Regions from separate parts of the Homo sapiens genome. Here region 2 is linked to region 1. A link is a contact called in ENCODE Hi-C data. All regions are on one chromosome and are shown on one strand. Each heading gives the region's core, a stretch centred on a gene start or an enhancer-like site at or near the end of the contact. The rest is flanking DNA. Distances are from core to core; before and after follow the strand shown.

Evidence for each region. A loop is a pair of places that touch in the nucleus more often than their neighbours do. Pooled maps may share reads with other maps.
Region 2: a pooled map shows a loop between it and region 1 (14-fold over the local background). The contact joins the promoter of UGT8 here to the promoter of NEUROG2-AS1 in region 1. A Hi-C loop is called at or near these places in 4 of 37 single-sample maps with no recorded cell type and 6 of 50 pooled maps.

What each region holds. Positions count from the first base shown.
Region 1 is chr4:112,511,489-112,517,002 of GRCh38, reverse strand. It overlaps NEUROG2-AS1 (NEUROG2 and ZGRF1 antisense RNA 1), which reads right to left and starts at 1,624. Exons shown (of 4, transcript NR_161159.1): 1 at 1,363-1,624. It overlaps NEUROG2 (neurogenin 2), which reads left to right and starts at 823. Exons shown (of 2, transcript NM_024019.4): 1 at 823-1,156; 2 at 1,527-3,487. The coding sequence starts at 1,528. The coding sequence ends at 2,346. LOC124900760 (a long non-coding RNA gene) reads right to left here and starts at 198. Exons shown (of 2, transcript XR_007058231.1): 1 at 1-198. RefSeq lists enhancers at 1-52, 2,752-2,891 and silencers at 62-341, 1,662-1,731, 1,992-2,191.
Region 2 is chr4:114,594,655-114,600,547 of GRCh38, reverse strand. UGT8 (UDP glycosyltransferase 8) reads right to left here and starts at 1,741. Exons shown (of 6, transcript NM_001128174.3): 1 at 1,574-1,741.

The DNA.
Region 1 (5,514 bases), core at 375-2,874:
TTCTCCTCCCCTAACCAAATGAATCCATTTTAAAATCGTTTACTATTTGATACAACCCCTAAGAGGCTTTGCCAAGAGACGCCCGGCAGCACCACAGGGCTAACTGCTTTCCCCGGGATTCTGACCCCCATTAACTAATTCCTAGTTCCCATCACCCGGGAGTTAGGAGGGCCGGCAGCGCCGGGTGCGGTGCCTGCGCGCGCGCCGGGCGGGGGGAGCCTCGGCGGCAGCGAGGACGAAGGCGGGGGCGGTAGCACGGGTCCCCCCATCCGCCCCCAGCGCTCGGGCCCCTAATGAGCTGCTGAAAGGGAGCGGGCTCCGGTGCGCGTGGCTCGCAGGCCTCCCGGAGTCCAGGGCGCCCTGATTGGCCAGCTGCGCCTCGCGACCTCCATTCATTAATAAATTAGCGGCACGCTCCAGCCGAGCGCGAGCCACCAATCACAATGGACAGCGGCGGCGACAACAGCCGCAGCTTGAGCCTCTGCGGCCGCTGCGGCTTCGCCAGCTCCGGCCGCAGCCCGGAGCTCCAACAGGAGCTTTAGAACCATTTTATGTTGATTAGATAAAGGGGGAAAAGAGAGGCGGGGGTGGTGGGAGGAGGAGGATGGATGGCAGGGCCAAGGGAGGGGGAAAGGCGGTGAAGAAAGAGGAAGAAATGAATGATGATAATGCAATGAAAAGAATAAGCCAGAGGAGGGAAAAGCGGGGGAGAAGGGGGGCAGGACTGACAGGAGGAGGAGGCGGTGGCGGGGGAGGAGGGGGCCCGGGGCAGATCTGATTGTTTTCTTGGTGGTATATAAGGGGTTTTAAGGAGAGTCGTGTGCCAGACACGCAGCCACTGAACCACAAGCAGCTTCGCGTTAACTGGAGTGCCTGGGAGTCGCGTGCCAGGAGCCGCACGGCCAGGGACTGACTGACAGACAGACACGCACCACCACCACAACACACGAGACCCGGGCGGGCCGCCGCCGCCGCCGCCGGGGCTCTTGGCAAACTCGCCGGTCGCAGAGGTCCCCCGCGGAGCTGCGCCACAGTAGCGCCGGGCTTGCAGCTTTCACGCCGGGCGAAGGACCCGGCGCTGCGCTCGCAGCTGCGCGGAGATTCCCGGCACAGGCCAAAGTCACAGCAACGCTGAGGCACAGTTAGAGCCAACTAAGTAAGTATTCGAGCCACCGCTTCCAACTACGCAGGTGGTTTCCCCGCACTCAGTCCAACCACACCCGCACGCCCTCTGCTCCGCGCAGAATCTTTGTCGCGGAGGCCGCAGTCCCTTCTCGGGGAGGGAACGCAGGACCGCCCGCGGAGGGCAGGACCCGGCTGACTGGCAGCAGGGTCACAGCGAGCGCTAGCGGCGCTCCTGACCTTGGTTAGCACTGCCTGGGTTTCTTCCTTCGCCTTCCTGCTCCGCGCCATTCGGAGCTGGTCTTCTCGGGTGCGCGCCGGAGCACGCCCCTGTGACACGAAGATCGCGCCTCTGTTTCTTTCCTTACACCTCACTGCCTTTTTCCCCTTTCTCTCTTCGGTAGGATGTTCGTCAAATCCGAGACCTTGGAGTTGAAGGAGGAAGAGGACGTGTTAGTGCTGCTCGGATCGGCCTCCCCCGCCTTGGCGGCCCTGACCCCGCTGTCATCCAGCGCCGACGAAGAAGAGGAGGAGGAGCCGGGCGCGTCAGGCGGGGCGCGTCGGCAGCGCGGGGCTGAGGCCGGGCAGGGGGCGCGGGGCGGCGTGGCTGCGGGTGCGGAGGGCTGCCGGCCCGCACGGCTGCTGGGTCTGGTACACGATTGCAAACGGCGCCCTTCCCGGGCGCGGGCCGTCTCCCGAGGCGCCAAGACGGCCGAGACGGTGCAGCGCATCAAGAAGACCCGTAGACTGAAGGCCAACAACCGCGAGCGAAACCGCATGCACAACCTCAACGCGGCACTGGACGCGCTGCGCGAGGTGCTCCCCACGTTCCCCGAGGACGCCAAGCTCACCAAGATCGAGACCCTGCGCTTCGCCCACAACTACATCTGGGCACTCACCGAGACCCTGCGCCTGGCGGATCACTGCGGGGGCGGCGGCGGGGGCCTGCCGGGGGCGCTCTTCTCCGAGGCAGTGTTGCTGAGCCCGGGAGGAGCCAGCGCCGCCCTGAGCAGCAGCGGAGACAGCCCCTCGCCCGCCTCCACGTGGAGTTGCACCAACAGCCCCGCGCCGTCCTCCTCCGTGTCCTCCAATTCCACCTCCCCCTACAGCTGCACTTTATCGCCCGCCAGCCCGGCCGGGTCAGACATGGACTATTGGCAGCCCCCACCTCCCGACAAGCACCGCTATGCACCTCACCTCCCCATAGCCAGGGATTGTATCTAGAGCTGCCATTTCTGCTACCCACGCCAGGCCTTAGTGGGTTCCCTTTCCTGTCCCCAGTCGAGCCCTCCTCCCTTCCCCTGCCCCTCCTTTCCACGCCCTGGAAACCATCTCACTTCACAGGGCAGGTGTAGCCTTTCTGATTCCTCGGTTGTTTCTTGCATTTCTTGGCTTTGGGTATCCTTCATTCAGACGGGCTCTGATTTACTGAAGGTGTGATGGAGCTTATTGTCAAAGCCAAGGGTGGCGTTTTGGGGGCGCTTCTTGAGACGAAAAAGACCCTGGGAAGAGATGATGGTGGCATATCTAAAGAGTTTGCAGAGCGGACTGACGCTCCTCCCCTTTCTCTTTAACGCCGAAGGACTTGGTGCAGTTCGTGTGAATCTCACAGGGGGAATGCAACTGGTTCCTGTGATCTCTTCACCTTTGCTTCTACATAGAGATGTTAATGTCGAGTAGAAAGAAATGTATCTTAGCATCTGAATGATTTTGCTGGTAATAATATTATCCACAGATTTGCAATGGCTGGCATCTGCTTTATTCCCATTGCTGTCTGCAGGCTGTGGGAATTTCACCTGTCAAACCAAACTTCCCTCTCTGATGTGCACTTTGTTCTGTTTCCCAGATTCGTCACAATGCCTATTGTCCTGTCCTTCTCTTTCCTTTTTCTTCCCCATTTTGCCATCTGTCTCTTATGATTTATAAGGGGAAAAAAACTTGTTTTGTTAGAGGGGCAGGTTAGAAGTCATTGTATAATTTGTAGGCTTTGTAATGATTGAATGCAAGCGTGGAAATTTAGGCTGAACTCTCTATCAAAAGGAAAAATGTGGAGGAAAAGGGAAAAATCAGGAGGGAGGATTGCCTCATGTATTATTTATTTCGACCTTTTAGGGGAGAAGGAACTCCCCCATTCTTTCAAGAGATTAAAAATAAATCAACAGTCTGAAAACCTAAGCAGACACGGAGCATTATCCGGATCAGCCACACACGTGTTCCCTTCTATTTATTATAAAGAAATTTTTCATGGGAAAATATGTATTTTTTGTATATTCTACAGAGTTTATTCTAGTATGTATTTACATCTTGAAGAACAAGAAAGTTGTTCTTGTGATTAAACTATAAATAAACTATCTAATTTTCATAAGTTTGTGTGTTGTATTCTACCTTTTTCTTGCTTATGTGATTTTTAGATGCCAAATGAGTTGTGTTTTTTTGAAATTCTTCCCATGTCAAATTGAATATAGTACTTGTATTTTTGGGCAATGCTTTGTGTAGAATATCACTAAGAAATCACAAAAAGCTGAATCATATTTGAGACACTAATATTGAAAATAAGAGTGTAACTTTCTATTTTTAAGATAAACACACAATTTATTTCTAAGAAATAAATTTCTGAGCAAACAAGATAAGCAAAAAAGGGGAGAAGAATTTAAATGATAATTAAGTCATGATAAGCTCCAAAGTTCAGAAAACCTTGATTTGAAAAAAAGTGAAGTTGAAATTTCTTGGTGGAGTGTGTAGAAATTTGTTTTTTGTGCAACTCGTTTGGCTTCAATTCTCATCTGTAAACTGAAGGGATTGGACATGACCTCCAAGGGTGCTCCCTTTCCAGCTCTAACATCTGTGATGTAACAGTACGTATAAATTCATTATTAGAAGCAGATTTCCTATTAGGCATTTTAACAAGCTAGTTGCTTTTAAAAGCAGACTCCCAGAATAAAGCAGATATTTAGAGTGAACTGGAATTGAAAATATATACAGAAATAGCTCCGCTTTCCCAATATTTGTTAAAGCAATTACATAGTCAAAACTTCTTCAAAGAGAAAGCAAAAATGGTTTAACTTGCACCTCAATCTCCAAAGCAGAAATGAATGACCTTTGATTGGCTTTGGGTCAAAAATGACCAAATGAAGGTTGACCACATTCTATGCTTAATCCCCTTGGGGAAGAGTGTCTATGACAACACAAGCTAAAAAATATCACATTAAAACTTGGTCGTTCACAGCACCCACCTCCCCACGAATGTCTTACCTGCATCTGGTTTGGGCTAAATACTCCACTCTTCTGCACAATGCAATAATAATTTCTCCTGAGGTGTCTATCTGAAACCACTCCTCTCTAATAACTCCATTTTAATCAAAGGAAGAACTAACTCAGGGTTTTTGTTTCATTTTTTATAGCCAAGCATGAGATACCTTTTGGTAAATCCCTTTTAATTTAAAGATTGTGTTACTCTTAGCTGCTCTTTGATTATCTGACATGGGGAGAAAGTGATATTTCTCTTATATTCACATTTATGTTTCTAATGTTTAAAAAGCCAAGCCAGCAAGCAAAGGAATTGTAATATGATAGTTTGAAAACATCAGTTTTGGTGCTGAACAATGCTTCTTCTGGTGATACATTTGATGATACATGGTGCTTCTTTTGGAAACTTGCCAAAGAAATAGTTCATGACAAAATCTCAGATGCAGCTACTCCTCCAACTATGGGAAACCTTCTCAATTGGTGAAGCCATCCCATAAAAAGATGACCCTAATGGCTAAGGTGGAGAGGCAGGGATGGATAGATGATTCAATAATCCTAGCTCTGAGCAAGACTAATACAGCTAATACAGACTTCACTCTTGACCTAGCGGACTCTACACACTTCTTCCAGGTCCAGAGTCTTGTTCAAGTTCTCAAAGCTGGAGCTTGCAGGTCCCCATTACACACAAGCAGATATATCCTAAGTGCCCGGGCTTTCATCTGCCATTTGCAATTCACACTCAGGCTTTCCCTTCCCCATCTAGAACACACCTTATTTTACACTAAATTGGCGCAATTATTTTTTATGGCATCTAATCATCTTAAGCGGGTAAGAATGGTGTTCTGACTGCCTCAGCGCCGAGATTCTCTCCCCTAATCCGTTGCAACCTTCACAGCCGGTGGCCTGAGGCCCAGTCGTTCTCTTCCCTTCCTAGTAGGAATGAGTACAATTAGAGGGTCAAAGCCGCTGCTTCTGCAGTAGGCAACAAGGTAGTATTTCCATTTTATTCATTTCCCTCCCGACATTGTGACCGCGCTGTGATGAGCTGCATCTGTGTGCACCAAGTAGGTTTGCAGGCCTCGGAGCCACGCCATTTTATTTCTGGTGGCTCTGGTGAGAGACACTTCAAACAACGCTGTGGAGATT
Region 2 (5,893 bases), core at 492-2,991, 2.1 Mb before region 1:
CATGTACCCCAAAACCTAAAATAAAAGTTTTTAAAAAAGAAAAGAAAAAAGGGCACTTTCTATCCTTCCTTCAAATGGTGGTGATTTTTTTCTGGGGATATGTCAGAAGCACGCCAATTTTGAGTGAATATAGACGTTTTTGAACATGAAATTATCAGAAATGATAACAATTTGGCATCTAGCCAAACTCCCTAACATTCACGTCATTGATACTGAAAAACTGGTAGTACAAGGTGACAGCCTGAGGGGACTGAAGATTTTTGGAGTATTTGGAGTAGTGTGGTTTTTTTCTAATTTTTACCAATAGGATCCCCAGAAATAAAAGACTCTATCGTCACTGCTAACACTGGCTCATAATAAAGGTGATTCTCCAGAGCACGCCTGGTTTGATACCGCCACCCACTCCTTCCCTTGGCGACATTTTCCTGCTAAGAACGCCTAGTTAGCGCAATCCAGCCATTCGCGTTAGTTCTCAGAACTCTCTCAGAAGTTCTCTACCTTCTCTCCTCTCCCCGCCTAGATGCTGAAAGGTGATGGGAACTCGCGGTACAGGTACAGAGGCTATTCCTTTCCTAAGGAAGTGCTGCACAATGGCAGGTTTACCGTACTCAATTTTATAAACCCTCAATTAAACCAGAAAGCTTGTATATAGAGATTGGGTACCCCGCCCACCTCCTCAGATTGTCCTTTTGCCCCGACGCACTGCATCTACTTGCACTCTCCGATGCGGTTTGCCTCCTTCAAATCCAAAACACACATACCAGGCTCCCTCGCCGCTCCTCCAGTCCATGGAAGGCGCCCTTCTTTTTGCCAGCAGCGCGTCCTTCTCTCCCCGCCCGCAGGCGCTCACCTCTTCTCTAATCCCGGGGGCCCGCACAGGCTTCTCTAATGCAAGGGCACCCCGTACCATTCCCAAATCGGCGCGGGGACCCGTGAAACCCTGCCACCACTGTACACTGTCCATTGTCGAGAGTCGCGCGGGCACGCGGAAACGGCGGGCCCCGAAAAGTCTCAGCGAGCTTGTACAGCCCCAAGACATTCCCCACCCCCAACACATCCCGCTCTTGTTCCTCCTTAGGGGGAAGACGGAGTAAAGGGGAGTTGAAGAGGTCCCGAAGCTCCTCCTGGTCCCCCACCTCCATCCCTGCCCTGGCAGCTGGCTCTGGCCTCTGGGCTCCGCGGTGCCCATCCCTTCAGGGGTCAAGTACAAGGTCCTCGGCCGAATCGCCTCCCCGTTATACCCTCCCTCTGCCTTGAGCGCACAAACGCGAGAGAACCCTCGAACGGATGCCATATGGCAGAAACAGGATCGCGGGCGCTATGAGGGGCCAGCCTAAAAAGATCTCCTTCACACCCCCTCAACCCCTAGCCTTTCTCCCTACCCCGCCAACCCCCACTAACCACTTCTAACTTCCTCAGCCCAACCCTGTCTGTGCTTTCTAATTCCCACCCCCCCGCCCCTGGACAGCAGCCATTCGCCCGGCACTCACCTCAGGGAGCAAACAACGCCCCTCTCCTCCACCCAGACCGCCCCCCCTTCCGCCCTCTGGAACGGCGTGGTCCCTCCGCTCACCTCGTCTCTTGGCTGCCCCGCGCGAGTTTGAGTGTGTGTCTGCCGCGTAATTGTATCCGGGACAGAAGGGACCTGTGTTTGTGCGCTGAATCAGGTGTCGCCGCCTTCGGTGGTTCGGGGGCGTAAGGGAGGCTTCGGAGTTAGCGTGTTGGCTAAGGAGGGCTCTCTGGGTTCACAGTTGATAGCAATGCTTTAACCGTGTCCTCCCTCGGGTCCTCAGCGCGCCTGCTCGTCCGCAGCTCCCAGCGGGCGGCCAGGCCCCCCGCCCCCCAGCCGCGCCCCGCCCTGCGTGCGGCGAGCAGAGTCGGAGCGCGCCGCTGCCCTTCCGCACTTGGCTCAGCGGGGCACGACACGGGCCGCCACGCGCTCAGCCTAGCATCACTCGCCTCTGACTGCGAGCGCCTCCAGCTCCCCGGGCTGGGGCATGGATGCAGACGCGCCTTCGTACCACGCGCTCGCAGGCTGGGCAAGGGGCAGCGCGTTGGGATCCGGCCAGTCGTCCGCTGAGCGAGGTTGGCTTGCAGGCTGGGACTTTTCGCGAGCCCTCTGGGCGCTCGAGTTGCGAACTCTGACAACGGCACGTGGCCCCGCCCACTCTTCCCTCTTTGCGAGGCGTGTCCCGCGCCCTTTCTGCCACCACCCACGTAGTCCCTGTGCCCGCCTTTTATCATCAAGGCGGCTCAGTGAGCTCTGCGTGTTGATGTCGCGCCTTTTCTCATCTTCCTGCCTTTCCTGCCTCACTTCTGCTGAATCCATTCAAAAGTTATACTTGGGCAAGTGGGTGGAGGAGTTAGGAAAATTAAAAGAGGGATGCTTAGGTGAGCAGGTACCTGCACTGCCGCCAACCCAGGCTTCAATTCTGGCTCTCTTGTAGCGGAAAGCCTTAAAAAACGCGAGTTTGGGGATCCTGAAAAAAAGTAAATAGGGTTGCTGGGCTGAATAACATCCCTCCTCTCAGGCTCCTGCTGAAAGGGCCATTCATGATTTGCCTGGTTGAGCCTGTGGCGACTTTATTCTGACGAATCTGCCTTTGCCAGCAGCATAACCTTGCCAAGTTGGCGTCTTGACCAGCAAGCAACTGTGCCCAAGGAAGCCTCTCTGTGGTGCCTCAGACCTGAGAGGCCGAGTGCCTTTGAGCGCCTGAGGTAGATTGTGAGTTTCATGAAAACCGAGAAAGTCTAAGTGTGCATGTGCGTAAGATATTTTATATATATATATCTCATATATATATGAGATATGTCTATATAACGTGGACTGAATTGTTTATTGTTTATGTTTCGTGTCGAGCATAAATTCCAGAAGCTAAGATGCTTCCATAGCACACAAACGTTATGCGTTTAAACGTTGGAAATCAAAAATGCCATGTCAGGTCATTCTGTCCTTGTTCCAAAGTGAGATTCAGAAATAGGTTGGGATTTTCTGCCCTTAGATAAGAAAACGGAAATTATATTTTACTGTATATGTTATCAGTTAATGATAAATTAAAAAACTAATATACACTGCTGTTATTGTAAAATCCATATGCTCAAGAATGTTCATGGATGGAGAGATCTTCAAATGCCATTTCAAAAAAGAAAATGCACTTTTCTTCTTTGCAGATTAGGAATTTGAACATATTCCCTGTGCAAAATGCAGGGAATATTTTCACAGCCTTTGTACCTGATTACCATACTCTCTATTTATTTCTTATTTAAATTGCACTAGAAAACCTAAAGTAAATGAAATGTAACATAATAAAGAAAAGAGAATTTAGACATTTACTTTAAAAGCTTTATTTCTCAAAGGTCAAGCTTCAGTTTCAAGCTACTGTTTGATGATGCATATGTAAATTCTTGGTAAAAACTTGATCATTAGCAATTAAAACAACTTTTTTCTTTTATTATATAAAAATGTTTAAAATTGTTTCACCACATCCTTGTCCTTAAAATGGTGTAAACTGACCATTGTGTAAGGTTTTTGTCAGATTTTTGGATAGAAAAGGAGTATATATTATGTGTAGATATGTCCATGTTTATTGTTTCTCTAATCTATCTATTTTTGTCCACATTAAATACTGATTATTGAATTTCTCACAGCTCTACACAGTAAGGGTGTTCCATAATGTAAAACAAGTTTATTCAATCATCATATGAATAGTTGAAATACACTTTTGGAGTTTGAAATGATAAAAGCAAGAAATCAGTGAGGTTCATTTCACCGCCCCACCCCACTTTTCCTTTTTTTAATGCTCCCACCTTTAATTGTTAACATTATTGGCTAAGTGGTTGAATAAATGAATAATGAAAACATTTGCTACTTCTCTTTAAGGAAGGATGCATATTTTCCATATTTAATGTATCCTTCAAGCTCCCATTCAGATTAAACAAGATTCTCCCTATCATCTTTAGTTTATAGAATGTTGAATGGGACAGCATAGCCTGCAGTGAGAAAGTTTCAGCCAATGTGGAGTATGGTATTAAAATTCCCTCATTATTTCTGTGGACTATATATATCAGTATTCTCAATTGTTATTTTTTTCAGAAATACTTGTTATAATTATTCACCCCATATAACTTTATTGGAAAATATAAACAACCATATGTGAGATATTATATAAGTTTTGTAATCATTCACCATTAACTCTGGGATCAGACTTCCTAGAATTTGAAGAAGAAATTAATGAAATCAAACGTAACTTAATAGTAGTAGTAATAGAAATTTTAAAATCCTCTTAAAGTTTCTGCAAAGTGTGATCCCTGCCCCCTTACACTCAAGTTAAAGGAGAATGTTAACAGCCTGTCCTGTCTCTGTGGACAGTGGACCTTATCTATACTCCCCAACTCCAAATTACTCAAGTTTATTACAGGCCAGCAAGCTCCTGCACAGCTGCAGTCACAAGACCAATAAGTTTAGGTTGCAAGACATGTTTTTCTCAAGATGTAAGAAATGTTGTAATGCTTGATTAACTGCCTTTGTTTCTCGCTTCTGTAACTTGCTTCCCACCTCATGTAGTTCCTGCCTTAAAATGTTTAAAAGTAGGAAAAGCCCTTAGTTTGGGGCTCATACTTTCTGGACATATGTCCGGCTGGGCCGGTGATCACCTTAATAGACTCTCCTGAACCTTTTTCAGTCTCTCCAGTCTTTGATTGTCTTGTAACATTTCTGGGGGCTCATCCGGGATTGGAGAGGGAACATTTTCTGTCTCCTTTGCCTGTGGGCTACAGCCCCAGGACATGGGAGATCTGGGGTCCTTGGCACCACCAGGAGAGTTTCAGCCCAGAAGGAGAACTGCCCTCCCGCGTTCTGGGGCCTTCCCCCGACAGCACAAATGGAACCAGTGGAAGGGGTTGCAGGATGGTCACGGGAGCAGCGCACAGCCATCTGAACCACGGTAAAGTTTGGGCCCTAAGGCAAGACCCGTCCCATAAGGACGGAAGGGGAGCCTGATCATCTCCCAGGGCATGATGACTGATCTGACCCGAGGGGGTTGGGACAATGGGAGAGGCCCATTGATTCAGACAAAACTCACGCCCTAACCGACACCAGATGCAGGTGGGGCTCGCACGTCAGTCAGAAAGGAAAACAGTTTCAGGGACGGGGGAGGTGTGTGAGACAGTCTCAGGAGAGACCAATGCGGGGTGTGACATGGGGAGGCACAGATCTCTTAGCATGCACTGTGTGCTCTGAGGCGAGTGTGGGAAAAACCAGACCTAGAACACTGCATACAGCCCATAGGACCAGCTGTATGGCTGCAGCTAGCTGTAACAGGAATTAAGGTACTCTCCTGGCTAAGCAGCATCCACCATGGCTGCAGCTAGCTGTAACAGGAATGAAGGCACTCTCCTGGCTAAGCAGCATCCGAACCTCCCATAATAGGACCTGGTCTGGTGGATCCAAGAGTGAAAGTGACAGTGAAAGCATGCCGTGAGGGAAGAAATGGGAGGAAAAGCATCAAAGCCTACTCCACTGGAGTGCATGCTGAAAAACTTTTACAAAAGGTTTAAATGGTGATTAAATGGTTAAGCTAACTCCACAGAAACTGAGAACCTTTTGTGAGATAAACCGGCTGTCTTTTAATGTAGGGTGGCTGGCCGAGGGGACAATACACAAGGAGATAATTGGCCAAGTGTTTCAGGTGGTCACTGGGCTTGGAGAATAGCCCAGGCACCCAGATCAGTTCCCGTATACAGACTCCCAGCTAAGTGTAATTCAGACCCGCCCTAAGTGGCTGCAGACCTGCTTTGAGACCTACCATAAGACTTTAATGGCTTGGACAAAACCAGGAACAATAGAAAGAGACTGCAAGTCATCAGAAAAAGAAAAAGAGTCACAGGAAAAGCA